Regions from separate parts of the Homo sapiens genome. Here region 2 is linked to region 1. A link is a loop called in an ENCODE intact Hi-C map of the cell type or tissue named here. Cell type or tissue: breast epithelium. All regions are shown on one strand. Links, peaks and the distances in the headings refer to the core of each region. The heading gives the core; the rest is flanking DNA. Region 1 has its middle 11 kb from the start of TAOK1. Region 2 has its middle 21 kb from the start of NUFIP2.

What was found. A loop is a pair of places that touch in the nucleus more often than their neighbours do. Peaks named below come from ENCODE experiments on the same cell type or tissue, not always from the same donor. Only the 100,000 strongest peaks of a DNase experiment are listed, where the experiment ranks them.
Region 2: a loop joins it to region 1, with 25 times the contacts of the local background. A loop is called at or near these places in 2 of 110 quality-filtered maps.

What each region holds. Positions count from the first base shown.
Region 1 is chr17:29,371,157-29,387,179 of GRCh38, forward strand. No RefSeq gene overlaps it. Among named protein-coding and RNA genes, the nearest start is that of TAOK1, 11 kb to the right of the region's middle. In breast epithelium, for the core only: no CTCF peak of the experiment used is centred there; a DNase peak (open chromatin) is centred at 8,480; H3K27ac peaks cover 650 bases.
Region 2 is chr17:29,306,647-29,322,669 of GRCh38, forward strand. No RefSeq gene overlaps it. Among named protein-coding and RNA genes, the nearest start is that of NUFIP2, 21 kb to the left of the region's middle. In breast epithelium, for the core only: no CTCF peak of the experiment used is centred there; no DNase peak of the experiment used is centred there.

The DNA of each region.
Region 1 (16,023 bases), core at 6,704-10,703:
GCACTGTTGTCCTCCTAGTCCAAGTTAATACCATCTCTCACCTGGTCTGCAGTGGGGTCCCAAGTGGTCTCCCTACGTCTCCTTTTGCTCATTACAATCCATTTTATACTCTGCAGCAAGAATGATCTTTCCCAAATGCAATTTTGCTTTAAAACCCTTCAATGGCTTCCCATTGCTCTTAAAATAAATACCGTTATATTCTGAATATGACCCACAAAGTAAATATAATTTCATTTATTAGCAGTTTGGCCACTTGCTAGTTATGTGATTATTAGTAAATTAGTAAATCTCACTGAGTTTTGGTTTCCTCATCTTAAAAATGTAAACAATAGGCCGGGCACAGTGGCTCACACCTGTAATCCCACTTTGGGAGGCCGAGGCAGGCAGATCATTTGAGGTCAGGAGTTGGAGACCAGCCTGGCCAACATGGTGAAACCCCATCTCTAGTAAAAATACAGAAAATTAGCTGGGCGTGGTGACAGGTGCCTGTAATCCCAGCTACTAGGGAGGCTGAGGCAGGAGAATCACTTGAACTTGGGAGATAGAGGTTGCAGTGAGCCGAGATTGTGCCACTGCACTCCAGCCTGGGTGACAGAGCGAGACTACATCTCAAAAAAAAAAAAAAAAAGAGGACCGGCACGGTGGCTGGCGCCTGTAATCCTAGCACTTTGTGAGGCTGAGGCAGGTGGATCACCTGAGCTCAGGAATTTGAGACCAGCCTGGGCAACAGGGTGAAACCCTGTCTGTACTAAAAATACAAAAAAAGAAAAAAAAAATCGGCTGGGCATGGTGGCACATGTCTGTATTCCCAGCTACTGGGGAGGCTGAAGCAGAAGAATCACTTGAACCCAGGAGGTGGAGGTTACAGTGAGCCGAGATTGTGCCATTGCACTTCAGCCTGGGCGACAGAGCAAGACTTCATCTCAAAATATATATATATGAACAATAATTATTCCTACCTCATAGAATTGTTGAGAAGGTTAAATAAACTAATACATACAAAATAATGAGCACAGTGTTCCGTTCTGTGTTCAGTAAATGGTAACTACAGTTTTTAGCACCTGAATGACATAGTCCCTGTATATCTCTTGCTATTCCCCCTCATTTTCTGGCAGTCTCATTAAGTTTCTTTCAGATCCTGGAATCCCATGCTCTTTTTTTTTTTTTTTTTTTTGGTCCAGGCTGGAGTGCAATGGCAATGGCGCGATCTTGGCTTACTGCAACTTCCATCTCCCAGGTTCAAGCGATTCTCCTGTCTCAGCCTCCCAAGTAGCTGGGATTACAGTAGCCCGCTACCACGCCCAGCTAATTTTTTTTTTTTTTTTTGAGATGGAGTTTCACTCTTGTTGCCCAGGCTGGGGTGCAATGGCGCGATCTCAGCTTACTGCAACTTCTGCCTCCTGGGTTCAAGCAATTCTCCTGCCTCAGCCTCCTGAGTAGCTGGGATTACAAGCATGTGCCAGCAAGCCCACCTAATTTTTTGTTTTGTTTTGTTTTGTTTTGTTTTGTTTTGTTTTTTGAGACGGAGTCTCCCTCTGTCACTCAGGCTAAAGTGCAGTGGTGTGATCTCGGCTCACTGCCACCTCTGCCTCCCAGGTTCAAGCAATTCTCCTGCCTCAGCCTCCTGAGTAGCTGGGATTACTCAGCTACTCAGCACGTGCCACCACGCCCAGCTAATTTTTGTATTTTTAGTAGAAACGGGGTTTCAACATGTTGGTTAGGCTGGTCTCGAACTCCTCCCCTCGTGATCCACCTGCCTCGGCCTCCCAAAGTGCTGGGATTACAGGTGTGAGCCACCGCGCCCCCAGCTAACTTTTTGTATTTTTAGTAGAGAAGGGGTTTCACTATGTTGGCCAGGCTGGTCTCAAACTCCTGACCTCAGGTGATCCGCCCACCTTGGCCTCCCAAAGTGCTGGGATTATAGGCGTGAGCCACCGCACCCAGCCTGCCATGCTCCTTTTTATTCCTACTTCTCTATCTGGTCCCATGTGGAGTTTCCTTCCTCTAAGAAGCCTTTCTTGACATCCCATGTCTTGTTCGGATGGCCCTGCAATGGGCTCCCATGGCATCCTAACACTCCTCAAAGCATTTGTTATCTATTCCTTACATAGTGACTGACATTTAGCAATCCTTCAGTAAATATCTGTTGAATCAACTCCAGACACTGCATTTCTCTTTCCCATGCTCTTTGTACATGTTGTTTCTTATTTCTTTTCTAGACAGAACATCATGACTGCTACATCCACATTTCCTTCCCAAGGGAAACTTTCCCACCCACAGCCTCTGTTGAAGAGACAGCCTCTAGGTAGCCATAGTTATGTCCCTTTTGCCTTAGCTGACTGGACCAGAATTGGCATCTGACGCAATGGTGGATAATCCAGGACCTGGCTAGCAATTTCCAACATATCTGGCAATTAAAAAGGAGTAGGTTGATCAGACACTGTCTCTCTTTTTAAAAACTTATTATTTTTTAAAAATATGTGAAATGGGGTCTCACGGTTTTGCCCAGCTTGGTCTCGAACCCCTGGGCTCAAGGGATCCTCCCCACCTTGGCCTCCCAAAGTGCTGGGATTACAGATGTGAGCCACTGCGCCTGGCCCAGATTCTCTTTATTTATTTTATTTTTATTTTATTTTATTTTTTTTGAGACGGAGTCTTGCTCTGACACCCAGGCTGGAGTGCAGTGACGCAATCTCGGCTCACTGCAACCTCTGCCTCCCAAGTTCAAGCGAGTCTCCTGCCTCAGCCTCCTGAATAGCTGGGATTACAGGTGCGTGCCACCATGCCTGGCTAATTTTTGTAGTTTTAGTAGAGACAGGGTTTCACTATGGTGGTCAGGCTGATCTCGAACTACTGACCTCGTGATTCACCCCCCTCAGCCTCCCAAAGTGCTAGGATTACAGGTGTGAGCCACCGCGTCTGGCCTATTTATTTATTTATTTATTTTGAGACAGCGTTTCGCTCTTGTCACCCAGGCTGGAGTGCAATGGCACGATCTCGGCTCACTGCAACCTTTGCCTCCTGGGTTCAAGCAATTCTCCTGCCTCAGCCTCCCAAGTAGATGGGATTACAGGCACCTGCCACCACACCCAGCTAATTTTTGCATTTTTAGTAGAGATGGGGTTTCACCATGTTAGCTAGGCTGGTCTCAAAGCCCTGAGCTCAGGCAATCCCCCGGCTTTGGCCTCCCAAAGTGCTGGGATTACAGGCATGAGCCACTGCACCCAGCCTCTCTTAATGTTTAAATTTTGAGTTAGCAAAAGGAGAGAATGAGCCTTTTTTTTCTTTTTCTTTCTTTTTTTTTCAAACAGTGTCTCACTCCATCACTCAAGCTGGAGTGCAGTGGCACAATCTTGGCTCACTACAACCTCCTCTGCCTCCCAGGTTCAAGCAATTCTCCTGCCTCAGCCTCCCATGTAGCTGGGATTACAGGCACCTGCTACCACGCCCAGCTAATTTTTGTATTTTTAGTAGAAATGGGGTTTCACCATGTTTGCCAGGCTGGTCTACGAACTCCTGACCTTAAGTGATTCACCCACCTCGGCCTCCCAAAGTGCTGGGATTACAGGCATGAGCCACCGAACCCAGCCCGAGGATGCAGCTTCGAATGATAAGAACACAAGCTGAAATGATACCTAAAGAAAAGCTATTAATATTAAGATAAATTCAGAGCCATGAGGAATCAAGGAAACCTACAAGGAAGTAGAAACTATGAGGTAGAGAACATTCATCTGAAAGGAAGAATAAAGAATCAATCAGTACTGGTGGAAGAGGCCCTGCCAGGAGGAAAATAGCTAAGTCATGCTAATGAGTGAACATCAGAGTGAAAACAATAAAAATGCCATCTCTTGCTCTACTGGGCTCTTAGTTTTCCTGAGTTTCTGTGACATAGATCTTTAAAATAAAATTGTTGAACGAAATGAAGCAAGTTATTATTTGCAACCCAGAGTTCCTAAATGATATACCATTTCTCTGTTTTGGGAAAACCCAGCCATCCTCTAAGGGTAAATTTCTGGCTCTCTCCTCTGTTTTCTCTCTTCATTTAGAGAAGCACTTGTCACATTACCTACATATTGGTTTGTCTCTCTTTACCCAGAGAATATCAGGCTGTTAACTCTTTGAGGACAGGTTACATTGTCTGTGTTTCCCAGCAGCATACTGTGTCTAGTAGTAAACTTGATATACAAAAGATGTTCAGCATATAAAACCAGCTACTGTTCTAAGCACTTTATAGATTTGAATTTATTTAATCTTCCCCAAAATCCTCTGAAGTAGATACTCGTATTTTCCTCATTTTACAGATGGGGAAAGGTGAGGGACAGAGAAAGGCTTACGAAAAGTTGCAAAGTAGAAGATTCAATCCAGGAAATTTGGCTCCAGAGTCCCAGAGCTTAACTACTATACTATATAGCCTGAACTAAAGGGGAACGAGGACAGGGAATACTAGTTAATATGAATATTTGAGCACTTATCTAAAAGCACTTTCACACATATTATATGAGGCCATCAAGAGTCTCCTCATTGTGGGAAACTAGCCAGAAGTTCATCCCTGAAATACCATATACTCAGATTCTTCCTATAGGCACAGAAAAATGAAAATCAGTAAAGGGCACATGCAGACTTATTTTGTAAAAAATTCCATGGACACCTGGTAGGTAGGTTTGATTTATAGGCTAATGTCTAAGGGAAGAATTGTATTAGAGTATGAAAACCTTTCATATGGGGCAAAGCAGCTACTTTCTCAGCTATTCCAAGAACTGTGAGTCTCTCCCTAAAGCCAACAATTGAGGGTGTGTATGTGGGGTGGTAGGAAGGGTGGATATAGTGGTGATTCCCTAGTGTATTATTGTTTTTAAAGGAGTCTGGCTTTAGGGAGCTCTTGCAGATGCCTTTATTGGCAGTGTCAACCGTTTCTTTGAGTTGCCATGGCACCCAAAAGACAAAGTTGGGGGGCTGTCTATTAGTGAATGATTAGGAGCCAAATAAAAAGGAAAGTTCTTTGAGGGAAGGCTGGGGTTGTTTGGGGAGCGGGGTGGAGCTGGGTGTTTAAGTATTGATATAGGGTTAATCCAGACAACTCTTGGCATGACCCATACACAAGCAACAAAGACCAGAACAAACAGGAAGGCTTACCTAGGAGCTTTCCAGCATGGTTTCTTCTTCCTAATTGCCTACGTCTAAGAGAGATCTGAGTAAGTGACCAGAGGAGAGGTCTGAAGCTAGCAACTGTTCAGCACTGAAAATGTTAAGTATTAATGGTGCCCTGTAGGGACAAAAAGAGTCTTTGGGCTCCTCAGAAAGTGAGGGAACAGCAGGAGCTGCCTGTACCTGAATAAAATTCACCAGGGAGGTGAGTGAGATTTCTGTTTGGGATGAATTCCTGGTGACACAGCCATATGGCTTTTACTGACTGCCATCCTCCAGACAGTATACTCTTTTTGGGGAGAAGCTAAAGTATACAGAAGATTGTGCTTTCCTCACTGTCATCTTTAATCCCTCCCCCATCATTAGCTGGAACTCTTAAATGAAGACTCAAGTGTCCCAATCTATCCTTCCAGCCTGAATTCCTGCCCAAGATCAAGGGTCCTCCTTCCCTTTCCCCAAGCCACTTCCCCACATCTCTGATTTTCTCCCTAGAGTAGGAGGCTCCAGGGGACCACAGCTGACTCTGCCAGGCACAGAGGGTTGAGTCATTCTGCAGGCGTCAGAGCTGTTAGCAACAGCTCTGCTGATCTGTATGCAGCTCCAACTCCCTCTCCAGTTCAGAGTTTTGGAGCCGTCTTGTTCAAAAGTAAAGAACAGAACACAGATGGCTGGTAACAGGATCCCACAGGGGCCTCCTTTCCCACTGAGCCCATCCTGCTAATCCTTTTACAGAAGACAAAATAAATGGTGAGTAGAGAGAGAGGAAAAAAAAAAAGAGTATCGGCTTCTGCACTGTTCTGTGGGTCCTAGTGGAAGGTCTCTGGTAACAACCCCAAGCTACTCACTAAATTTCCTAGGCATATTCCCTTCCTGATCCTTCTTTCTCTTCATCCACTTCATTTCCCTTCCAATCTCCCATTCTCCAACCCAGTTTCCTTTTCTCTGTAGTATCTATTAATCTGATGGAGTATTTTGCCCAAATGCCTTCTATTTGTGCCAGGCAATTCTAATCCTTATGTGTATAGGACAATCAAAAATACTAGGAGTTCTTGGCTGGGCGCGGTGGCTCACGCCTGTAATCCCAGCACTTTGGGAGGCCGAGGTGGGCGGATCAGGATGTCAGGAGATCGAGACCATGCTGGCTAACACGGTGAAACCCCATCTCTACTAAAAATACAAAAAATTATCCGGGCGTGGTGGCGGGCGCCCGTGTAGTCCCAGCTACTTGGGGGGCTGAGGCAGGAGAATGGCGTGAACCCGGGAGGCGGAGCTTGCAGTGAGCCGAGATCGCGCCACTGCACCCTAGCTTGGGCGACAGAGCGAGACTCCGTCTCAAAAAATAAATAAATAAATAAAAACAAAAGTACTGGGAGTTCAGAGTCGCTCATTTCATCAACCTTATCTCTTGGGAGGTCCCCATAGTTCCTTCTCTTCTACTGAGGTAGCACTGTGCATTATAAAGAACACAGACTTTAGGTCAGGACGGTGGCTCACACCTGTAATCCCAGCACTTTGAAGGCCGAGGTGGGTGGATCACTTGAGGACAGGAGTTTGAGACCAGCCTGGCCAACACAGCGAAACCCCATCTTTACTAAAAATACAAAAAATTAACTGGGCGTGGTGGTACACGCCTGTAATCCCAGCTACTCAGGAGAATGAGGCTCGAGAATCGCTTGAGCCCACGAGGCGGAGGTTGCAATGAGCCAAAATAGTGCCATCACACTCTAGCCTGGGTGACAGAGTGAGACTCCGAACCCTGTTCTAAAAGATACATAAACAGGCCGGGCGCGGTGGCTCACGACTGCAATCCCAGCACTTTGGGAGGCTGAGGCGGGCAGATCACGAGGTCAGGAGATGGAGACCATCCTGGATAACACGGTGAAACCCCGTCTCTACTAAAAATACAAAAACAAAATTAGCCGGGCGTGGTGTCGGGCGCCTGTAGTCCCAGCTACCCGGGAGGCTGAGGCAGGAGAATGGCATGAACCCGCGAGGCGGAGCTTACAGTGAGCCGAGATTGCGCCACTGCACTCCAGCCTGGGCGTCAGAGTGAGACTCCGTCTCAAAAAAAAAAAAAGTACATAAACAAATAAATAAAAAGCTAAAAATTCTGCTCTGCCATTTACTAAAGATGTGAGCTTGGCCAATTTACTTAAACTCTATGAACTCCAGGTATGGCATCTGATGATATCTATAGTAGCATCTACTTTGCCAGCTGGCTTACAGATTAGATAGAGGTAAAACATACTATCTGGAATATAATAGGTCCCCAATAAATATTAATTCTCTCTCTATCCCCCTGTTGCTGTAAGTGCCAGGTCCCTGTTTTCAACAACTGAAAAAAAAAATCTCCCACTGAGAAAGTTAGCATTCACGCTCAATTGCTGCTGATACCAGTGAGGTAAGAGAGTGGGAAGTGTGGGTGAGTTTTGCAAGACTAGAAGTCTTTGTAAAAACTAGCATGTGAATACACTAACGTTGGTTTTCCCCAATATAGGGATTCTTGGTGAAGAGTGCTGGTTTCCTCATGTTGGTGCTGCAGCATGGTTGATACTAATTTATTTTCCTTAGAAAATAAGATGCTGAGGCCGGGCACGGTGGCTCACACCTGTAATCCTAGCACTTTGGAAGGCCGAGGCAGATGGATTGCCTGAGCTCAGGAATTCTGGACCAGCCTGGGCAACACAGCGAAACCCTGTCTCTACAAAAATACAAAAAAAAAAAAAAAAAAAAGAAAGAAAGAAAGAAAAGAAAGAAAAATTAGCCGGGTGTGGTGGCAGGCACCTGTAATCCCAGCTACTCATGAGGCTGAGACAGAAGAATTGCTTGAACCTGGGAGGCAGAGGTTGCGGTGAGCTGAGATCGTGCCATTGCACTCCAGCCTGGGCGACAGAGTGAGAGACTCCATCTCAAAAAAAAAAAGAAAAGAAAATACGATGCTGGTTTGCTGATTGTGTGGCTTTAGGTAAGTTCTTATCCCTCTCTGGGCTTCACTAGAACAAAAGATTACTGCTCCTCTTCACTCCAGGAAATTAAGAGGATTCGTTGAAGTTTGTGTAAACTCCAGGTGAAAAGTTAAGTACAGGATGGTATTATCCTTGGCACTGAGAATCCCGGAAGTGTTTTTGCACAATCAGGTCAAATGCCATTGTTTAGTTTATGTGATTACCAAAGATTCAGCTGACACAGAGTTATGGTTTGACATGGTTCCTTTGTTCCGGATAATAAACATGTGTAATGTCAATTATACTAATGTGTTTTGTTCTAGTCGAAACAAGAAGGAGGCTGGTGATGAGGCTGGGACATCATACTTCATTCTCTCTGACCAGGCGCACTCTGACAACACGTTTTTCCTGTCTCTCTTTGTAACTGGTAATTAGGTTCTCAGCTGAGCTGTTAGGAATCTTGATAGGTTTCCCAGGCAGTCACCATCTGACAATTTACAACTTTGGGCTTTTCACAACTGGCGTGTTCTCTTCCAGGGAACGAAAGTTTCTCAATCTTATGTTCCTCCTATCATTCAAAGAGTCTGATCTGAGAGAAATGCTAGCTTTCTCAATGCATTATCTAATTCCAAAGCAGACTGTTGGGTCTCTTAGCAGTGATGGGGAAAATCTCTGTGTTCATGTGTGTCCTGAGCAATAAGGGTTGCCCCTATGGTGTAATAATGGAGTGAAAGTCATCAAAGCCAGAAGTGGCATGGCAGTATGGGAATTTAACATAGCCTTTCAAAAGGAGAGGAAATAATAGTAAAAATTAGTACAGTTGCTTTTTCTTTCTTTTTAAAAATAGATGGATCACGAGGTCAGGAGAGCGAGACTAATCCTGGCCAACAGGGTGAAACCCCATCTCTACTAAAATACAAAAAATTAGCCAGGCGTGGTGGCACGCACCTGTAGTCCCAGCTACTCAGGAGGCTGAGGCAGGGGAATCACTTGAACACGGGTGGCAGAGGTTGCAGTGAGCTGAGATCATGCCACTGCACTTCAGCCTGGCAACAGAGCAAGACTGTCTCAAAAAAAAAAAAAAAAATAGAGACGGGGGCCGGCCACAGTGGCTCATGCCTAGCATTTTGGGAGGCCGAGGTGGGCAGATCACCTGAGGTCAGGAGTTCAAGACCAACCTGGCCAACATGGCGAAACCCTGTCTCTACTAAAAAAATACAAAAATTAGCCAGGCACAATGGCGCCCACCTGTAATCCCAGCTACTCGGGAGGCTGAGGCAAGAGAATAGCTTGAAACTGGGAGGCGGAGGTTGCAGTGAGCCAAGATCGCGCCATTGCACTCCAGCCTAGGTGACAAGAATGAAACTCCATCTCAAAAAAAAAAACAAAAAAACAAAGAAAACAATTTTTTTAATTTTGTAAAGGTGTGATAATGATATTGTGGTTATGCTACAATAAAGGTCTTTGTTACAGATACATACTGAAGTATATACAGGTGAAATGTTATGATGATTTATAAGAGGTTTATTTAAAAATACTCCAGGGGCCTCGGTGAGGTGGCTCATACCTGTAATCCCAGCATTTGGGAGGCCGAGGCGGGTGGATCACGAGGTCAGGAGTTCGAGACCAGCCTGGCCAAGATGGTGAAACCCTGTCTCTACAAAAAATACAAAAAAATTAGCTGAGCATGCTCTACTAAAAACACAAAAAAATTAGCTGGCGTGGTGGCACAGGCCTATAATCCCAGCTACTCAGGAGGCCGAAGCAGGAAAATCGCTTGAACCTGGGAGGCAGAGGTTGCAATGAGCCGAGATTGTGCCACTGCACTCCAGCCTGGGTGACAAAGTGAGACTCTGTCTCAAAAAAATAAATAAATAAAAATACTCCAGGGGGTGTTGAGTGGGTGTGATGGCTCATGTCTGTAATGCCAGCACTTTGGGAGGACAAGACAGGAAGACTGCTTGAGTTCAGGAGTTCAAGAGCAGCCAGGGACACATAGTGAGACCCCTATCTCTACAAAAAAATTTTAAAAATTAGCTGAGCATGGTGGCACACACCTGTAGTCTTAGCTACTTGGGGGGCTGATGGGGAGGATTGTCTGAGCGCAGGAATTTGAGGCTGCAGTGAGCTATGACTGTGCCACTGCACTCCAGCCTCGATGATAGAGCGAGACCCTGTCTCTAAAATAAATTAAAAAAATAACAAACTCCAGCAGGGAGAATAAAGGTTTATGGGAGAAGAGGTAAAAGATAATGATAAAGTGTTTATACTAGTTGAAGCTAGGTGATGAACACCTGGAAGTTTATTATTTATTGCACTCCTTTTGAATGTTTGAAATTTTCCATAAAAAATTTAAAAAATACTAGGGAAAGCCTGAATCTCTTTCCACTCCCAAATGTATGAAATAACTAGAAGAGAACATTCTTGCTATAACAATTTCAGGAAAATAGATGAGGATTGGAGGGGCATCTTTTAAGGGGTAGGTGAAGGAAGAGGACCCTGCCAGGACAGGAAGGTGGAAGGAAATCTGGTTTTGAGTGGTGTTGAAAAAGCCAAGGAGGAACACAGTTTCAAGATGGAAGGACTGTCAATGACGTCAAATATTGCAGATGACAGGAATAAAACTATTAAATGACTTCACTAGACATTGCAACCAGGAAGTCAGTCTTGACCTTGGCAAGATCAATATTAGTAGAGGGGGGTGGGAAGATAGATAATTTGGAATTCCAAGAAGCTTGGCTATAGACAGGAGAGATGAAAGTAATCTTTCTTTTCTCCCCAAAGAAGAAGAAACTAGGGCATGTTTTTAATGCTGAGGGGGAGTTGCCATTTGAGAGTGGTTGACAACATAGGTGAAGAGAGGAATGACCAACTCAAAGAGCAAGGACCCTTACTACAAGAGGTAGTATTGAGAACAAATCATATACACATCCCATTGAAGCAGATAGCTTCCTTTTCTGATCCTTAGAGTTAATTTTTATTTTTTTATTTTCAAGACAGAGTCTCACTCTGACACCCAGGTTGGAGTGCTGTGGGCCACTGTGGCTGGCTGTGAGCTTTTAAAACAAACAAACAAAAAGCAGGTTTGGTGCAGGGGCTCACACTTATAATCCTAGCACTTTGGGAGGCGGACGTGTGAGGCCTGCTTGAGGCCAAGAGTTTGAGACCAACCTGGCCAATAAAGCAAGACCCTGTCTCTATTTTTATTTTTTATTTTTGGAAACAGAGTCTCGCACGGTCACCCAGGCTGGAGTGCAGTGGCACGATCTCAGCTCACTGCAACCTCTGCCTCCCGTGTTCAAGCAATTCTCCTGCCTCAGCCTCCTGAGTAGCTGGGACTAGTCGCACATTGCCACGCCCAGCTAATTTTTTTGTATTTTAGTAGAGACGTGTTTTCACTGTGTTGCCCAGCCTGGTCTCAAACTCCTGAGCTCAGGCAATCCGCTTGCCTCGGCCTCCCAAACTGCTGGGATTACAGGCGTAAGCCACCAAGCTCAGCCTTTTTTTTTTTTTTTTTTTTTTTTGAGACAGAGTCTTGCTCTGTTGCCCATCTCACTCAAACATGTCTACAGAAGGATGCCTGATAGAAGTGTGGTTTTACAGGCTGGAAAATAAAGCTGATCATGTACGGAGTTGCTTCTTGAGCTCCATATTCTCATATAATGTGATCCATTTTGTGAAAATCTTTTTAAAATGCCAATCCTTTTAAAATGCCCTGCACATGGAGGCAGCATATTCTTCTATTTTAACCTACAAGAATAGATAAATACTGGGCCAAGGTACGTAACAGTTGGTAGAATACAACTTGATATAAGAAAGTCCTGACCTAGGCCGGGCGCGGTGGCTCAAGCCTGTAATCCCAGCACTTTGGGAGGCCGAGGTGGGCGGATCACGAGGTCAGGAGATCGAGACCATCCTGGCTAACACGGTAAAACCCCGTCTCTACTAAAAATACAAAAAAAAAAAAAAAAAAAAAAATTAGTCGAGTGTGGTGGCAGGCACCTGTAGTCCCAGCTACTCGGGAGGCTGAGGCAGGAGAATGGCGTGAACCCAGGAGGCGGAGCTTGCAGTGAGCCGAGATAGCGCCACCACACTCCAGCCTAGAGACGAGTGAGACTCAGTCTCAAAAACAAAAACAAATTGACTTTGGGTTGGGCATAGCGGCTCACTCCTGTAATTCCAGCTACTCAGAAGGCTGAGGTACGAGAATTGCTTAAACCCAGGAGGCAGAAGTTGCAGTGAGCTGAAATTGTGCCACTGCACTCCAGCCTGGGCAACACAGTGAGACTCTGTCTCAAAAAAAAAAAAAGACATTGACTTTGGAGTTCCACTTCCATCACTTACTAATGTCGGTAGCTGCCCTTACTTTGTGTCATTCTCATAACCAAGCTGAGGATTCTTTTCTTTATCTGTAAAATGGGGTTAATATTACCTTCTTCAGAGGGTCATGTGAAGATTAAGTAAGTAAGATTAAGTAACATGTAAGGTGCTTAGCACCATGCCTAGTCCATGGAAAATGTTTTAAAGTGTTAGCTATTACTGTGTATGTGCAAGGAGGTAAATATTCATCCCACTTCTCTGACACTACCCTCTGGCAGGCATCCCATGATCAGTGCATCATGGTTGATTGTCTGGGACATCTGTGGCTATAGGAAGGGTTGGGCAGCATGTTTGTGGACTGAGAGGTTTTTGGAATGTATCTTCAGGACGAGTTGGTGATTTTATTATGCCCTTTGCTATGGCTGACATCTGCCAGGATTTAAAAAAATCTACATGAATTCCTACCAGATTTCTGCCACACATCATATGAAACACAAACAGCTGGCAATCAAAACATAAAATAAGTTAATATTTTATTGGCTTGGGATTTTCTTTAGGCTTCCTCTTTGGACTTCTCTTTACTAAATAGGAGTAATATACTAGTAGGAAGTCTTTTGGGGCCAGGTGCACTGATTCATGCATGTAATCCCATGACTTTGGTAAGCCAAGGCAGGAGGATCACTTGAGGCTAGAGTTCGAGACCAGCCTGGGCAACATGGCTAGACCCTGTCTCTACAAAAAATAAAATAAAAAATTATCTGGGCATGGTTGTGTGTGCTTGTAAGTCCCAGCTACTTGGGAGGCTGAAGGTGGAGGATCCCTTGAGCTCAGGAGTTCGAGGCTGCAGTGAGCTATGATCACCACTGTACTTCAGCCTGAGTGACAGAGCAAGACTCTGTCTTAAAAAAACAAACAAACAAAAAAAGAAGTCTTGTGGTTGAAGGTGACAATTCAAATCAGCTTTTTTTTTTTTTTTTTTTGAGACGGAGTCTTACTCTGTCGCCAGGCTGGAGTGCAGTGGCGTGATCTTGGCTCACTGCAACCTCCGCCTCTCGGGTTCAAGCAATTCTCCTGCCTCAGCCTCCCAAGTAGTTGGGACTACAGGTGTGCGCCACCATGCCTGGCTTAATTTTTGTATTTTTAGTAGAGACGGGGTTTCACTATGTTGGCCAGGCTGATCTCGATCTCTTGACCTCGTGATCCGCCCGCCTCGGCATCCCAAAGTGCTGGGATTACAGGCGTGAGCCACTGTGCCCGGCCCAAATCAGCTTAAGGGTGGGAAAAAAGAAATATATTAGGCCCTGTAACTGAAAAATCAGTGCCACAGGAGCTTAAAAAGTTTTGTTAAGTGTTTGACTCTGTCTCCCTTTTTTCTGTCTCTCCACACACCACACCCAGCTCCCAATCCCTGGGTATTTTTCTTTATAGATTGGGTTTTGTTATAAAGTTGAGTGTCCATACTGGGTCAGGGGATACAGCTGGTGAACTTGGGTGCTTCCCACTGCTGCCACCTAGTTTTAATACACCTCAACACTGAATGCTGTCATGGATACTGTCTACACACAGGAAATGAATCAGGAAAATTTCTAATATCTGTTTTAATCAAATGCTTCCTTTGGCCAGGTGCAGTGGCTCATGCCTGTAATCCTAACAGTTTGGGAAGCCAAGGTGGGCAGATCACTAGAGGCCAGGAGTTCGTTACCAGCCTGGCCAACATGGCGAAACGCCTTCTCTACTAAAAATACAAAAATTAGCCCAGCATGGTGGTGCATGCCTGTAATCCCAGCTACTCAGGAGGCTGAGGCACGAGAATTGTTTGAACCCAGGAGGCAAAGGTTGTGGTGAGCCGAGATTGTGCCACTGCACTCCAGCTTGGGCAATAGAGTGAGACTCTGTATCAAAAAAAAAAAAAAATCAAATGCTTCCTTTACTGATATGTTGTATTATACCCACTAGAGACAGTGAGTGTCTCAAAATTCAGGTTTTAAACAACCTCTCCTACATAACCTGCTCTCTCCTACTCACTGCCCAGAAACCCCCGAAGAAGGGACAGAGGTCTGGCCCGGATATCATATGGCACCATGTAAATGGTTACCATGAAACTTGCCTTTTATTTCTCCTCTTCATAAATTTACTCAACACAGAAATGTTAGAATGTTGTAAATGTAGAATTTGAAGGCATTTGAGACTTTGTGAGGATGAGATCAGAACTTGGAGCTTATGAACCATAGACATGCTTCTATAAGCAATTTAAGCAGGCTTCACATAGATCATATGGAGGAAAGCTTGCATCTTGGTAGTTTATTTTATGCAACAGAGGGATGCTGGATGAGGGAGATGGGGTCTGTGTGGGAGGAACTCCATAGAAAGTCTAGATTTACATCATCCCAGTTTATGAGCCCAAAGGCAAAGCAAAACTTCTCACTCTCACAAAGCAGTATATAAAATCCAAATGAACATCTCTGAGTGGTCCAGCTTGGGCTCTGGGTCATGTACCCTTCCCTGGCCCAGTTGCTTCACCAAGGGGTGAGCTATTTTGGTTGCCCACGCTGTGACGGCGTGCCCATCTGTAGCAAGAGGCCCAGAGTAACAACCCCACAAGAACTCCACAGAACAACAGACAGGAAAGTTCTCTAAGAACTGTAGAGTAATTAAAAAAATTTTTTTTTGAGACAGGGTCTCACTTTGTCACCCAGGCTTGAGTGCAGTGGTGTAAACAGGGCTCACTGCAGCCTCAACTTCCCAGACTCAAGTGATCCTCCCACCTCAGCCTCCCTAGTAGCTGGGACTATAGGTGCACACCAGCACACCCAGCTAATTTTTGTAGAGATGGGGTTTCCCCATGTTGACCAGGCTGGTCTCAAACTCCTGAGCTCAAGTGATCTACCTACCTCAGCCTCCCAAAGTGCTGGGATTGCAAGTGTGAACCACCACACCCGGCCATAGGGTACTTTTTGCCAGAAGAAGAGGGAGAAATTTGGGACAGACAAGAATAACAGATGTTCACTACAAGTGGAATAGAACTGCTAGTGAGGCTAACTGATACGTTTTTTGTGGGGATGCTAGCTAGAGTAGAATATATTAGCACTTGTGGTCAGGTGAAATAAAGCAGCTATCACCTGGATACAACAGAACTTTCATATCCAGACAGGATCTTCACTATAAGTCTGAGACATGGGTAGGGCATATTCATTTTACAGTATATGCTTTTGGGAGTCAAGAGACACAGAGAAGCATAGCAGAAAACACATCATTTACATGACAGGACCGGCTATAACTCCGATACGTACATCAGTTTGGGAAGCAGGTGACTTCTAGACATTCTTAGAACCTTAGACAATCCTGAAAACATTTGACATGTGTAAGACTCCAGAAATACCCATCGGCCAGGCACATAGTGCCAAAGTGACAGTAACCTCCAGAGAACTCTAGCATGTGTGTACACCTTTTCCTAGAGTTCTCTGTCACACTAACATTTGCAGCAGCTATTCTTCCATACACTCCAGGCAAACAGCTTTCATTCACTCACTCTTCTTGACATCTCCCACACCTAACCCAATTTCTGACACATAGGAGAAAATGTCTGCAGAATTATTGAACTGATAGCAAACAT
Region 2 (16,023 bases), core at 6,357-10,356, 65 kb before region 1:
CTGTAATCGCAACACTTTGGGAGGCTGAGGCAGGAGGATTGCTTAAGCTCAGAAGTTCGAGACCCAACCTGAATAACATAGTGAGACCCTGTCTCTGCAAAGAAATATCTTTTTTAATTAGCCAGGCATGGTGTTGCATGCCTGTGGTCCCGGCTACTCAGGAGGCTGAGGTGGGAGGATTGTTTGAGTCCAAGGATCACTTGTGCCCGGGAGATCAAGGCTGCAGTGAGCTATGATCGCACCACGGCACTCCAGCCTGGGCAACAGAGCAAGACCTGTATCAAAAATTTATTAATTAATTAATATTTTAAAAAATATCTGGCGGGGCGCTGTGGCTCATGCCTATAATCCCAGCACTTTGGGAGGCCGAGGCGGGCAGATCACGAGGTCAGGAGATTGAGACCATCCTGGCTAACACGGTGAAACTCCGTCTCTACTAAAAATACAAAAAAATTAGCCGGGCATGGTGGCGGGCGCCTGTAGTCTTAGCTACTCAGGAGGCTGAGGCAGGAGAATGGCGTGAACCTGGGAGGCGGAGCTTGCAGTGAGCGGAGATCGCGCCACTGCACTCCAGCCTGGGTGACAGAGAGACTCCGTCTCAAAAAAAAAAAAAAAAAAAAAAAAAAGAGAGAGAGAGATGGAGACCATCCTGGCCAACATGGTGAAACCCCGTCTCTACTAAAAATACAAAAAATTAGCTGGGTGTGGTGGCGTGCATCTGTAGCCTCAGCTACTCGGGAGGCTGAGGCAGGAGAATCGCTTGAAACCGGGAGGCAGAGGTTGCCGTGAACAGAGATCGCACCACTGCACTCCAGCGTGGCGACACAGCGAGACTCCATCTCAAAAATAAAATAAAATATCCCTCTCCTTAAAAAGTTTCTTTTAAGACAAAGAGATATGAATACTTATGGAGCATTTTGTCAAGCATGAAAGTTATGTCTACATACATAAGGTAAAATGAAACTGTTTAGATCAAAGTCACTGTTATGTATCAAAAGGAAAATCATGGGTAACTTAGCAGTACAGCATGGAAATTTCCACAGCCGTTTGTTAAAAGCAGATTTACCATTTGTCAGTTATTTAGTAAATGTTCCTCCCTCTATATATCCATCTATCGTTCCATCCATCAATTCATCCAACAATGTCTTCTATCTTGAATTTGCAGACCATTGTCACTTCTTCTGTCCATCAAATCTCCCTCTGACTCACTCTTACAGACGCTTGTCATTGGATTTAAGGACCACCCAGATAATCCAGGACAAGCTCCTATTCTCAAAATCCCTCATCACATCTTTTCACATAAGGTAGTATTAACTCTTTTGCCGTTATGAGGTGATATCCATTGGTTTGGGGGATTAGGACACGGACATATCTTTCTAGGGACCAACATTCAGTCCACTATAGGGGCATTATCTATAGAGAATTTTAGAATAATAGTAAAACTGACTAAAAGTCCACCTACCTTTTATTATCACCATGTGCAGGCAATTTTATTTATATTTTATTTGTTTATTTATTTATTTAGAGACAGAGTTTCGCTCTTGTTGCCCAGGCTGGAGTGCAATGGCATGATCTAAGCTTACTGCAACCTCACCCTCCTGGGTTCAAGTGATTCTCCTGCCTCAGCCTCCCAGGTAGCTAATTTTTGTATTTTTAGTAGAGATGGAGTTTCTCCATGTTGGTCAGGCTGGTCTCGAACTCCCGACCTCAGGTGATCTGCCCGCCTCAGCCTCCCAAAGTGCTGGATTACCGGCATGAGCCACCATGCCCGGCCTATTTTATTTATTTTTGTTTATTTATTTGGAGACAGGATCTTACTCTGTCACCCAGGCTGGAGTCCAGTGGTGCAATTCTTGGCATACTGCAGCCTCAACCTCGCAGGCTCAAGAGATCCTCCCATCTCAGCCTCCCAAATAGCTGGGACTACAGGCATGGGGCAGCATGCCTGGCTAATTTCATTTATTTTATTTTTATTTTTGGAGAGACAAGGTCTCACTATGTTGCCCTGTCTGGTCTTAAACTCCTGAGCTCAAGCAGTCTTCCTCCTCGGCCTCCCAAAGTGCTGGGATTACAGGTGTGTGCCACCTGCCCAGCTGGCAATTTTATTTATTTATTTTATTATTATTATTTGAAACAGAGTCAGTGAGATGGAGTCTTTCTCTGTCACCTAGGCTGGAGTGCAGCAGCAGGATCTCAATCTCTGCTCACAGCAAACTCTGCCTCCCAGGTTCAAGTGATTCTCCTGCCTCAGCCTCCCTAGTAGCTGGGATTACAGGCATGCTGCACAATGCCTGGCTAATTTTTGTATTTTTAGTTGAGACGGGGTTTCGCCATGTTGGCCAGGCTGGTCTCAAACTCTTGACCTCAAGTGATCTGCCAGACTTGGCCTCCCAAAGTGCTGGGATTATAGGCCTGGGCCACTATGCCCAGCCTCCAGCTGGTAATTATAATTGTCAGTGATAAAATACTCCCCATGGGATCAGATCACTCCCAGCCACCCCCCTTCTTGGTGCACCACTACTGAATATTCCAATACAAGCTATTTGGCCTGCCTTAGCTTTTCAGGGCCAAATACTGCAAAAGACAATTTGGTTGCTCATCACCCCCTAATCTTGGTATGTCTGACTCCCCATCCTTCAGGAATCAGTAAATGTCACCTCCTCAAGGAAAGTTGCCCTAAATATCCTATCCAGACCCTAAGTACTATCCCCTGCTTTTTTCCTGTATTTGTTTCTTTCACACCACTCACCAAAATTTGTAGTTATTTTATCTGTAAGTTAACTTTTTTCCATCTCCCTTACTAGTTTATAAGCTCCTATACTTGTCTGTCATGTTCTGAGTTATCCCCAGAGCCTAGCACAGTGCCTGGCACATGGTAGATGCTCAATATATGTCTATTACCATTGTGTTCTCCTCAGTTTCTGTGCTGCCAGCAAAGTGTATTTGCTCAACATTGGACAAATCCTTCTTTCTTCATCTCATGTCCATTACTAAAATAAAATAGCTGCTTGTTGTCTAAGATTGGTGAAATAGAAAGCCATTTAGCAGCATAATTCAGAAACAGCTGCAGCATCATGGATCTTAGTAAAGTTGTTTTCTCTCATTCCAGACTCCAACTCTGGCGTGATTAGGGATGTTTTATTCTGAAAATTCATGGAGATACAATAAGACTGAATCATAAAATAAACTATAAATGTAGCATTAACATTTGAAAAGGGACCTATATATTTTGCTCAGGCACCACATTAGGAACGACAGGAACCCAGTCAGGACCCCAAACTTGTCAAGTTCCAAACATAAATCATCAATTTCCTCTCTAAACCACATGCTCCTCTTAATTTCTTTCAGCATTTCTTTTCAGTAACATAACTGTTCACCTGGTTAGTTCTCCAGGCTCAATTCTGGGATTTCTTTTCTTTCCTTTTTTCCCTACCCTCTCATTAGTGCTGGTATGGGCTCTCTTTTCTACTCTCTACATTGTCTTCCTAGGAGATCTTACCCATTTCCAGGGCTAAAATATTATCCCAGTAGTGTTCACTCCTAATATATGTCCTCAGTCCTCTCCTCTGAGCTCCAGACATGCAGTTGTCCAGTTGTGGTATCTTTTTAGATACATCACAAGCAATTCAAATTTATCATGTCCAAAACCAAACTCTGGCCAGCCGCCGTGGCTCATGTCTATAATCCCAGCACTTTGGGAGGCCGAGGCGGGCAGACCACTTGAGGTCAGGAGTTTGAGGCCAGCCTGGCCAACATGTTGAAACCCCGTCTCTACTAAAAATACAAAAATTAGCTGGGTTTGGTGGCACGTGCCGGTAATTCCAGCTACTCAGGAAGCTGAGGCAGGAGAATCACTTGAACCCAGGAGGCAGAGGTTGCAGTGAACCGAGATCATGCTGCTGTACTCCAGCCTGAGTGACAAGAGCAAAACTCCATCTCAAAAGAAAACAAAACAAAAACAAACAAACAAACAAAAAAACTCTTAGTTTTTCTTCTCCAAATCCCTTTCTCTCTGATCTTCACCATCTGTAATGATACCACCATTCCCCAGTGTCTTGCTCCAGAAACTTAGGAGTATACTTGTTTCTTCTTTTTCTCCCACCCCCACAACTAGTTCATTGATAAGATCTATCAACTCTATTTACAAATGTATACTAATTGGATTTTCTTCCTTCTATATCCTCTACATCCTAGTCTAAGCTACAATAGTCTCCTAATAGGTCTCTCTACTTTCATTCTTTTTTTCCCCCTCAGTCTTGCTGTCATCCTATCTACTTTCTTTCTTAAACTCCTACCCATTCCTGCACAAAACACATGGCGTAATCTTAAAACATAAATCTAATCACTCCATTCCACTCTAAGCTCATTTTATCTCACTCTCTGCTCAACCACTGTGTCACCACCATTCACCATGACTTTTAGGGCTTTGCCCAAGTCAGAGCCTTAGCACATTCTGTTTATTCTGCTCTTCCCATAGTAGATTCCTGCTCATCCTAAGGCTTGATTTAAGTGTCACTTCAAATAATCTTTTCCTTCCTGCCCTGTCAAAGTATTTCTTGCCTCTCCTACTCTTATTTGCATGTATTGTATCCTATACATTTTCTTCATAACACCTTATGTAATTAATATATTTGATTAATTTTCCTCCCTGGGAACTATGTGTTGTCTGCTCATGTATATCTAGCTCCTAGTGCAGTGTCTGGCATACAACAGGTATTTAATCAGTTGTTGAACAATTAAGTTGTCCTATTCTGTTTTGGCCTATAGGTTACAAGTGTGATGCATTTGCACAACGTTGCACAGAAGGAAGAAAAAAAAATTTTTTGAGACAGAGTCTCACTCTGTTGCCCAGGCTGGAGTGCAGTGGGGCAGTCACAGCTCACTGCAACCTCCACCTCCCCAGGCTCAGGTGATCCTCACACCTCAGCCTCCTGAGTAGCTGGGACTACAGGCGCACGCCACCATGCCTGGCTGATGTTTTCTATTTTTGTAGAGATGAGATCTCTCTGTGTTGCCCAGGCTGGTTGCAAACTCCTGAGGTCAAGTGATCCACCCACCTCAACCTCCCGAAGTGCTGAGATTACAGGCGTGAGCCACTGAGCCTAGCCATAAGGAAGAAATTCTTATTCCTTCATTTCATGTCCATCACTTCTAAAAAGTCACATGTCTAAGACTAATGACAGAGAGAGCCACTTATCTCCATAGTGCAGAAATAGCTGCAGTGTCATGGATCTTAGTGAGGATAATATCTTTTCCCATGATTAGGAAAATTCCATACTGAATCTTATAGAAATTTCATTTAACAATTGAATCATAAAATACAGGAAGGATTAATAGCATAAGGGGGGTAGAACAGAAAAGTTTTACCTGGCACAATAAGATATTTTCTTTAAACTTCTGAGATAACCATACAGATGTTTCTTTTTGCACACTTTCAAATCATCTCACAAAAATAGACAACATCTGTGGCCTGTGCTGGCCAGAAGTATGAAAGTTGTTTACAGAGGCATAATTAACCCACCAAGAGGCCTTCATTTCCATAAAGAGGGGAGGCAAACTAATTTCAGATAAATCTGGTGTAGTAATTTGACCTAACAGAAAAGTGAGACTACATTTACCACTGTCTTTTGTTTTGTTTTGTTTTGTTTTGTTTTTGTTTTAGAGACAGAGCCTTGCTCTGTCGTCCAAGCTGGAGTGCAGTGGCGTGATCTCGGCTCACTGCAACCTCCGCCTCCCGGGCTCAAGCAATTCTCCTGCCTCAGCCTCCTGAGTAGCTGGGATTATAGGCGTGTGCCACCACTCCCAGCTAATTATTATATTTTTTTAGTAGAGATGGGGTTTCACCATGTTGGCCAGGCTGGTCTCTCCTGACCTCAGGTGATCCACCCGCTTCAGCCTCCCAAAGTGCTGGGATTACAGGCATGAGCCACCGCACCCGGCCAACCACTGTCTTGAATCTTACACAAGATGACAGTGTCCAAAGCAGTGTCTCTACCTCAACTATACTTCAGAGCTGTTTTGCATACCAGGGCTTCCCAGCAACCAGGCCTCATCTGCTATCCCTCAAGCGCACACTCTTTGGTCTAGCTCGAAAGTGCTCAAAGCTATAATAGCATTCAAACAATAACAAAAAGCCCTCAGATTTCCTTATTGTCTATCTTTGAACAGTTCAAAGAGCTTCCACATTTATTTTTTTCATAGTGCTTTCTCTGTCACACTATGACGTAAGAAAATCTAAGATTAGAGAATCTGAAGTTCAAATGGTTTGTTCAAAGCTGCAGTGAAATTACATATCACAATCAGAATCCATTCTCTCATTTCCCACTAGACCATGTAGTTTCCCAAGGGATTTGAAACCTTTTATGAAAAAATGTTAAAACTACATATAATTATGAGTCTTGAGCATTTTTTTTCTAACCTTCTTCACACAGAAAAAAAGTGTTATTTTGTGGTTTTTAAATAAAATGGCTTTGCGAGGACAGGCTTCTAAATTGCCTCATTCTAAATTCACATTGAAATGATCAAAGGAATAAAAATAGAGGGAAAATTTTCCATATGCCAGAAACTTTGAGGAATTTCTGCTAGTTAGAACATAGACGTTCCCAATTAGAAGGAGAGGTCAGATCAAGATTCTACTTCTATAAAATATCTTATCACCCCATTAGAGTTCTATGAACACCCCATTACTCAGGGTTGAAGACTAGGTGAGGGCAGTGGAAAGGGAAGATAGGGGATATACTAAGACCCATTCCAGTTCTTTTCTTTTTTTTTAGACAGAGCCTTGCTCTGTCGTCCAAGCTGGAGTGCAGTGGCACAATCTCAGCTCACTGCAACCTCCACCTCCCAGGTTCAAGCGATTCTCCTGCCTCAGCCTCCTGAGTAGCTAGGATTAACAGGCATGCACCACCATGCCCAGCTAGTTTTGTTTTTGTATTTTTAGTCGAGACGGAGTTTCACCGTGTTGGCCAGACTGGTCTGAACTCCTGACCTCAAGTGATGAGCCTCCCAAAGTGCTGGGATTACAGGTGTGCACCACTGCGCCCAGCCACATTCCAGTTTCTAATAGAATTCACCGCAATCTTCATTTAAGTATTATCGAAAGCTGGACAACCATAGACCTCTTTATGTTAAGATGAGCAAGTGGTGGCCAGGCTCAGTAGCTCATGTCTGTAATCCTAGCATTTTGGGAGGCTGAGGCAGGAGGATCGCTTGAGGCCAGGAATTTGAGACCAGCCTGGGCAAGATAAGGAGACTCTGTCTCTACATCCCAACTACTTAGAAGGCTGAGATACGAGGATCGCTTGAGCCAGGAAGGTAGAGGCCACAACGAATCACGATTGTGTCACTGCACTACAGCCTGGGTGACCAAGCGAGACTGTCTCAAAAAACAAAACAAACAAAAAAAAAACAAATGGAGAAAGATCATAGGACTATGAAAAGATGCTATAGGCTGGGCACAGTGGCTCACGCCTGTAATCCCAGCACTTTGGGATGCTGAGGTGGGCAGATCACTTGAGGCCAGGAGTTTGAGACCAGCCTGGCCAACATGGTGAAACCCATCTCTATTAAAAATACAAAAATTAGCCCGGCATAGTGGTGCACACCTGTGGTCTCAGCTACTCAGGTGACTGAGGCATGAGAATCGCTGAACCCAGGAGGCGGAGTGCAGTGAGCCAAGATCATGCCAGGCGACAGAGCAAGACTGTTTCAAAAAAAATAATAATAATCTCTGAGGAACAAAAGTCAAGCTGGCCTCAGAATTCTGCAACTCTGTTTTTTTATTTTATTTATTTTATTGAGACTGAATCTCCCTCTGTCGCCCAGTCTGGAGCGCAGTGGCGTGATCTTGGCTCACTGCAACCTCCACTTCCTGGGTTCAAGCGATTCTCCTACCTCAGCCTCCCGAGTAGCTGGGACTACAGGCGCCCACCACCACGCCCAGCTAATTTTTGTATTTTTAGTAGAAAGGGGGTTTCACCATGTTGACCAGGCCTGACTTGAACTCCTGACATCAGATTATCTGCCCACCTCAGCCTCTCAAAGTGCTGGGATTACAGGTGTGAGCTACCAGTCCAGGCAGAATTCTGCAACCCTGTAAGCCACAAGTCATTAAAGCATATAGTACAGAATTCTGAGGGTAATTTAAGAATTCGACATTCAGCTAAGTTGTCATGCAATTGTGAAGACCTCAGAAATAAGTACTCAGATATAAAAGACTCAAAAATGATACCACCCAGGTTATCTGTTCTGAAAGAAAACTGCTCAAAGATATACTTTTGCTGAATGAGAACTTAAGAATAAAAAAGAACTATAAAAGAGGCTGGGCGTGGTGGCTCACACCTGTAATCCCAGCACTTTGGGAGGCCGAGGCGGGTGGATCACGAGGTCAGGATATCGAGACCATCCTGGCTAACACGGTGAAACCCCGTCTTTACTAAAAATACAAAAAAGTAGCCAGGCGTGGTGGCAGGCACCTGTAGTCCCAGCTACTCGGGAGGCTGAGGCAGGAGAATGGTGTGGACCCAGGAGGCGGAGCTTGCAGTGAGCCGAGATCATGCCACTGCACTCCAGCCTGGGCGACAAAGCGAGACTCCGTCTCAAGACAAAACAAAACAAAAAACAGAAACAAAAAAGAACTATAAAAGGACTTATACATAATAGAACTTTACTTAAATGTCCAAAATAACTTTTGTAAGAAAAAATTGTAATGTAAAAAAAGAAATGTCTTTTTCCAAGAAGAATAATAAAGGTTTAAAAGGACAAACAATATTAATAAAACTGAGCTGGGAGGGTTGGGAGTGGGAGGTAAAGAATGAGGGAAAATAAAAGTATGCTAAATACCCCAATCATACACAGGAGAAATCAAGAGCTGCTGTTTCATTTTAACATTGAAAATAGGTGGGTTTTTTTAAAATTTAAAGGTAGGCACTTTTAGAATAAAACCCAGATGATCATCTTTCGAAGCAGTAGACAGCATTTTAAAAGCAAAGAAAACAGTTCATATAGAAATAGACAAAAGGCCGGGTGCTGTGGCTCACGAGGCCCAGGCGGGTGAATCACGAGGTCAGGAGATCGAGACCATCCTGGCTAACACAGTGAAACCCTGTCTCTACCAAAAATACAAAAACTTAGTTGGGCATGGTGGCACGCACCAGTGGTCCCAGCTACTTGGGAGGCTGAGGCAGGAGAATTGCTTGAACCCGGGAGGTGGAGGCTGCAGTGAGCCGAGATCGCACCACTGCACTCCAGCCTGGGCGACAGCGCGAGACTCTGTCTCAAAAAAAAAAAAAAATTAAGATGATTAAAATAATCTCAAACATCAGAACATCTATTCAATCCAAGCTATACCAGTGTGTGTATGTGTGATAAACAATATCTTATTCATTCATTTATATTCCTTAATCTTATAGATCATAAAGTCATGAAAATTAAGTTAGTAAAACATATGAAATGCTATAAGAGCCGGGTGCGGTGGCTCACACCTGTAATTTCAGCACTTTGGGAGGCTGAGACAAGCGGATTACTTGAGCCCAGGAGTTCCAGACCAGCCCGGGCAACATGGTAAAACCTCATCTCTAGAAAAAAATACAAAAAATTAGCCAGGCATGGTGGTGCATGCCTGTAGTCCCAGCTACTCGGGAGACTTTTTTTTTTTTTTTTTTTTTTTTGGAGAGGGAGTCTCGCTCTGTCGCCCAGGATGGAGTGCAATGGTGTGATCTCTGCTCACTGCAACCTCTGCCTCCCAGGTTCAAGCGATTCTCCTGCCTCAGCCTCCCGAGTAGCTGGGACTACAGGCGCCCGTCACTATACTCAGCTAATTTTTGTATTTTTAGTAGAGATGGGGTTTCACCATGTTTGTCAGGCTGGTCTCTAACTCCCCACCTCAGGTGATCCGCCCACCTTGGCCTCCCAAAATGCTGGGATTACAGGCATGAGCCACCGTGCCGGGCCTACTTGGGAGATTGAGGTGGGAGGATTGCTTGAGCCTAGGAGGTTGAGGCTGCAGTGACCTGTGATTGCACCACTTCACTCTAGCCTAGGTGACAGCGCAAGACCCCATCTCAAAATAAACAAAATTATTTCTATGGTAATTCCAGTTTGATTTAAAACATAGAAATGTACACACAGCTATATAGCATAATGATTGAGATTATAGACTTTTAGATCTAGATTTGCATCTCAGATCTACCATTTACTAATGACATGACCTTAAGCAAATAAATTGATACTCTCAGCCTCCGTTTACTCATTTATAAAGTAAGAATAAAAATATCTTCTCATATAACTATTGAGAGGATTACAAGAGTTAATATGTTTAAAAAGGAAATGAAGTTTCCTGGCATATTCAGTAAATAACTAGTATATCCTTATGTATGTGATAATTTTTTTGAGACAGAGCTTCACTCTGTCACCCAGGCTGGGAGTGCAATGGTGTGATCTCGGCTCACTGCAACCTCTGCCTCCCTGGTTCAAGAGATTCTCGTGCCTCAGCCTCCTGAGTAGCTGGAATTACAGGCATGTGTCACCATGCCCAGCTAATTATTTGTATTTTTAGGAGAGGTGGGGTTTCACCATGTTGGCTAGGCTGGTCTCCAACTCCTGGCCTCAAACAATCCGCCAGCCTTGGCCTCCCAAAGTGCTGGGATTACAGGTGATAACTATCATAAATATATGTGTGCACCTACCCAAACATACACATAGAAATAAGGCTGAGCTGGCCAGGCACGGTGGCTCACACCTGTAATCCCAGCACTTTAAGAGGCCAATGCAGGCAAATTGCTTGAGCACAGGAGTTTGAGACCAGTCTGGGCAACATGGTGAAACTGTGTCTCTACAAACAATGTAAACAATTAGCCAGGCAGCTGGGTGCGGTGGCTTATGCCTGTAATTCCAGCATTTTGGGAGGCCAAGGTAGGTGTATCACTTGAGGTCAGGAGTTTGAGACCAGGCTGGCCAACATGGTGAAACCCCATCTCTACTAAAAATACAAAAATCAGCCAGGCAGGTGGCATGAGCCTGGAATCCCAGCTACTCAGGTGGCTGAGGCATGAGAATCACTTGAACCCTGGAGACGGAAGTTGCAGTGAGCTGAGATGGTGCCACTGCACTCCAGCCTGGGTGATAGAGAGAGACTCTGTCTCAAAAAAAAAAAAAAAAAAAAAAAAATTGGCCAGGCATGGTGGCATGTGCCTGCATTCCCAGCTACTCAGGAGGCTGAGTGGGGAAGATTGCTTGTGCCTAGGAGGTTGAGGCTGCAGTGAGGCATGATTGCACCACTGCACTCTAGCCTGGGTGACAAAGCAAGACCCTGTCTCAAACAAAAAAAAAAAAGAGAGAGCAAGAAAAGAAAAGAAATAAGGCTGAGAGAGACTATACCAAAATGTTAGCAAGGATTATCTCTAATGATGAGATTCTGAGTGATATTTTTTGTTTCTTTCTACTTTTTGCTTCTCCTTCATGCTTTTCTGCAACTTCTAAAATTTCTACAAAGAACATACTTGTTTTTACAATTAGAAAAAATACATTATTAAACTATATAATACAAAGTTTGTAGGATATCAGTACAAATAGAAATATTATTTAGGCCGGTTGCGGTGGCTCATGCCTATAATCCCAGCACTTTGGGAGCCCAAGGAGGGCAGATCACGAGGTCAGGAGTTCGAGACCAGCCTGGCCAACATAGTGAATCCCTGTCTCTACTAAAAATACAAAAATTAGCCGGGCATGGTGGCACATGCCTGTAGTCCCAGCTACTTGGGAGGCTGAGGCAGGAGAATTGCTTGAATCCGGGATTTGGAAGTTGCAGTGAGCTGAGATGGTGCCACTGCACTCCAGCTTGGGCAACAGAGTAACACTTTGTCTCAAAAAAAAAAAAAAAGAAAGAAAGAAAGAAAAAAGAAAAGAAATATTATGTCCACCCAAAAACAATGCCCACTCTTGGATACCTAAAATGCACAAAATTATCTATAAATGCAGCTGTGTCTTTCATATAGTTTAAGTTCAGTTTTAGCAAAACAAAACAAATGTCTTTTCCTTTGCATGGTGAATGCCTTGGAGTTACTCCAGAATAACATTGAATTATTCACATTGAATGGTGAATGCCTGGAGTTAATCCAGAATAATGTGAAATCAAACTTTATTTCAGTAAGAACCTCTAAGCCTAAAATCCTGTAAACTGAATCAGTCTTGGTACATGTATCTGTTCCAAAAACTAGTCTCCAAATATACAGAGATTAGGGCTTGGCACTAGGAGATTAGATGTGGTAGACAAATGCTACTTGATGGTGAGGGTAGAGATGGGGTGACGGTAGAGGATGCTTAAACCCAACATCAATCATTTAAATATTGTTAGTAACATTTATTTCTACCCCAAGCTATCCTTTACCAGAGTAGCATGTAATAAACAACATTTCATTCATTTATTCATTTATTCTCTCAATTAATATGTATTTAAGAGCCTGCTATACATGCAGCATGCAGCACTGTGTTAGGCATTGCGTTAACATGAAGAACAAAACAGATGGGGGGCTGGGTGCAGTGGCTCACGCCTGTAATCCCAGTACTTTGGGAGGCTGAGGCGGGTGGATCACTTGAGCCCAGCAGTTTGAGACCAGCCTGGGCAACATGGTGAGATCCTACTAAAAATACAAAAAAAAAAAAATAGGCTGGGTGCAGTGTCTCACACCTGTAATCCCAGCACTTTGGGAGCCCGAGGCAGTGGATCACCTGAGGTCATGAATTCTAGATCAGCCTGGCCAACATGTTGAAATCCCACCTCTACTAAAGATACAAAAAATTAGCTGGGCATGGTGGTGGGCACCTGTAATCCCACCTACTCAGGAAGCTGAAGCAGGAGAATCACTTGACCTTGAGAGGTGGAGGCTGCAGTGAGCTAGGATCGTGCCACTGCACTCCAGCCTGGGTGACAGAGATTCCATCTAAAACAAAAACAAAAACAATAACAAAAAGATAGCCAGGTGTGGTGGTGTGGTGGTACACAGCTGTGGTCCCAGATACTCAGGAGGCTAAGGTGAGGTGGGAGGATTGCTGGAGCCCATGGGGTGTGGGTGTGGAAGTTGCAGTGAGCTGAGATCGCGCCACTGCATTCCAGCCTGGGTAAGCGAGAAAGACCCTGTCTCAAAACAAACAAACAAAACAAAACAAAAAACAAAACAAAAAGACAACAACAAAAACAGATGGTATCCCTGCCTACATAGGGCTAAGAGCCTGTTAGAGAAGACAAATACATACACAAATAGACATATAATTGCAAATTGTGATGAGTACTCTGGAGGAAAGTATAAAATACTGTGAAAGAGAATGAGGGAGGTAGGGCAGGAGAGGGATACCTAAACAGTCTCTCTGACATCTCAACCAGGACCCAAAAGATAAGAGTTAGGGGAGGGGCCAGGCACGGTGGCTCATGCCTGTAATCCCAGCACTTTGGGATGCCGAGGCAGGTGGATCACGAGGTCAGGAGTTCAAGACCAGCCTGGCCAAGATGATGAAACCCTGTCTCTACTAAAAATGCAAAAATTGGCCGGGTGTGGTGGTGGGCGCCTGCAATCCCAGCTACTCGGGAGGCTGAGGCAGAGAATTGGTTGAACCTGGGAGGCGGAGGTTGCAGTGAGCCAATACAAAGGCCATTAAGATAGAAAAAAAGCTTGGAGCCTTGGGGTAACTGAAAGAAGACCAGTGCAACCTCTTATGGAAAGGTGTGTGTAGGCTTCACTGTTCCTCATCCCAGTAAGAACAGAGCACAGTGCAATGATACAGTGCACAGATGGCAGCAGCACAGGTCTTTCTCAGGTCTGACACCTAACTTTAACTTTATTGCTGGGCCTTGTTTCAGCATCTTCAAAATGAGAATAATGGATTTCCTTCCTGAATCCCTTGTGAAAATTCACTCTATTTCATCTGCACAATACTTGCCCTTTTTATGATGTTACGTAAGCATGTATGTCAGGTAATAATCAACAAAATGTGGCATTTTTACTATTAAAATGCACATTCTGAGGAAGAAGAGTAGAAACTCCCTACCAGTATAGGAAGTGAAAGGAGAGAATTATATTCGCGCATTAGCAATTGTCATTCAATTCCAGAAGGCTAATTATGATCATGAGCTAGGTCACCTATTTTTGTGAAAGTAAACTGTTATTTGCAAGGAAATGCTCTATTTGAAGCTTTCTCAATGGGAATCCACTGGCTTAGCCTGAGAGTTTTCTTGTAAGTTTTCTAGATCGTCATGGTTTTCACTTAAACTCTTGCTTTGAGCCATGTGGTACCTGGATAAGTGTCAGAATCAAACTGACAAGAATATATCCAGAGCGAGTCTCACCCCAACCTCTACCACCATTCTGCATTGGTCCTTAACTCCCATTTGGTAGCTCTTATTAAATAGTAGAAATGTAATACTGAAGTATCACCCCCTTATCACCTTATATAGCTTTTCATAGAATTTTACTACCATAATTTGTTTGTTACCATAATTTGCTGAACACTTGCATGCAATAGTTTAGTTAAGCCCTGCAACTACACTATGTATGAGATAGTGAATTGTTGTTATTTTTAGTAGTTGTATTTTTTGTTTGTTTGTTTGTTTTGAGACAGAGTCTTGCTCTATTGTCCAGGCTGGAGTTCAATGGCGTGATCTCGGCTCACTGCAACCACTGCCTCCCGGGTTCAAGCAATTCTCCTGCCTCCGCCTTGCAAGTAACTGGGATTACAGGCGCCTGCCACCATGCCCGGCTCATTTTTTGTATTTTTAGTACAGACCGGGTTTCACCATGTTGGCCAGGCTGGTCTCAACTCCTGACCTCAGGTGATCCACCTGCCTCGGCCTCCCAAAGTGCTGGGATTACAGGCGTGAGACACCGCGCACAGCCTATTTTTAGTAGTTGTATTTTATAAAGTATCCACGAACACTGAATTAGTGAATAGCAAGCCATTGCTCCTAGGGGATACACAGGGTTAGGTTCCTTCGAGCCTCTGATCACAATATTTTCTTTTTTTATTTTTGAGATGGGGTCTCGCTCTGTCGCTCAGGCTGGAGTACAGTGGTGCGAACTCGGCTCACTGCAAGCTCCGCCTCCTGGGTTCATGCCATTCTCCTGCCTCAGCCTCCCCAGTAGCTGGGACTACAGGTGCCCACCACCACGCCCGGCTAATTTTTTTTGTATTTTTTAGTAGAGACGAGGTTTCACCGTGTTAGCCAGGATGGTCTCGATCTCCTGACCTCATGATCCACCCACCTCGGCCTCCCAAAGTGCTGAGATTACAGGCATGAGCCACCGTGCCTGGCCTCTGATAACAATATTTTCATCAACCAATCAAAGACATTATGTTCAATACATACTGTTGACTCCTTAACATTAAACCCATGGCTGGGTTTGGTGGCTCATGCCTGTAATTGCAGCACTTTGGGAGGCTGAGGCGAGAGGATCCCTTGAGCTCATGAGTGTGATACCAGCCTAGGCAACATAGTGAGACTTCATCTCTAAAAAAATTTAAATTTAAATTTAAAAAAATCATTGAACTCATGGCCAGCAGCATTATAACTCATGCTTGAATGAAGCTTATCTAACACACATCTTTTTTCCATCTTTTCTCCATCACAATTTTCTTGCACTTAAGAACTGTAGACAGAACTTCAGCAATACACTTGGGGGCCATTTTAACAGTGAAATCACCAATAAAAAGCACAGAAATGTAGAAAGCATGGCACTAAATAGACGACAACGAGGATACTTGTTACAGTATGAGAGCTAAAACAAGAAGGCAAAACATTGCCTTGTTCCACCTTGGCTAGGAACATGCATTTTGGGCAGCTCAAATGTTTTCCTCTTCTGTAGTGTCAAGCAATGAGTGAAAAAACATCATGAGTATTGATTTTGGGGTTACAAATAAATTTTGGCATGTAAGCAAATTCATAAATACAGAATCTGCAAATCATGAGAATAAATTATAGGTTAATGATTTTCACAATTCAGATAAAAAAATTGAAGATGAGAGAGGTTAAAGTCA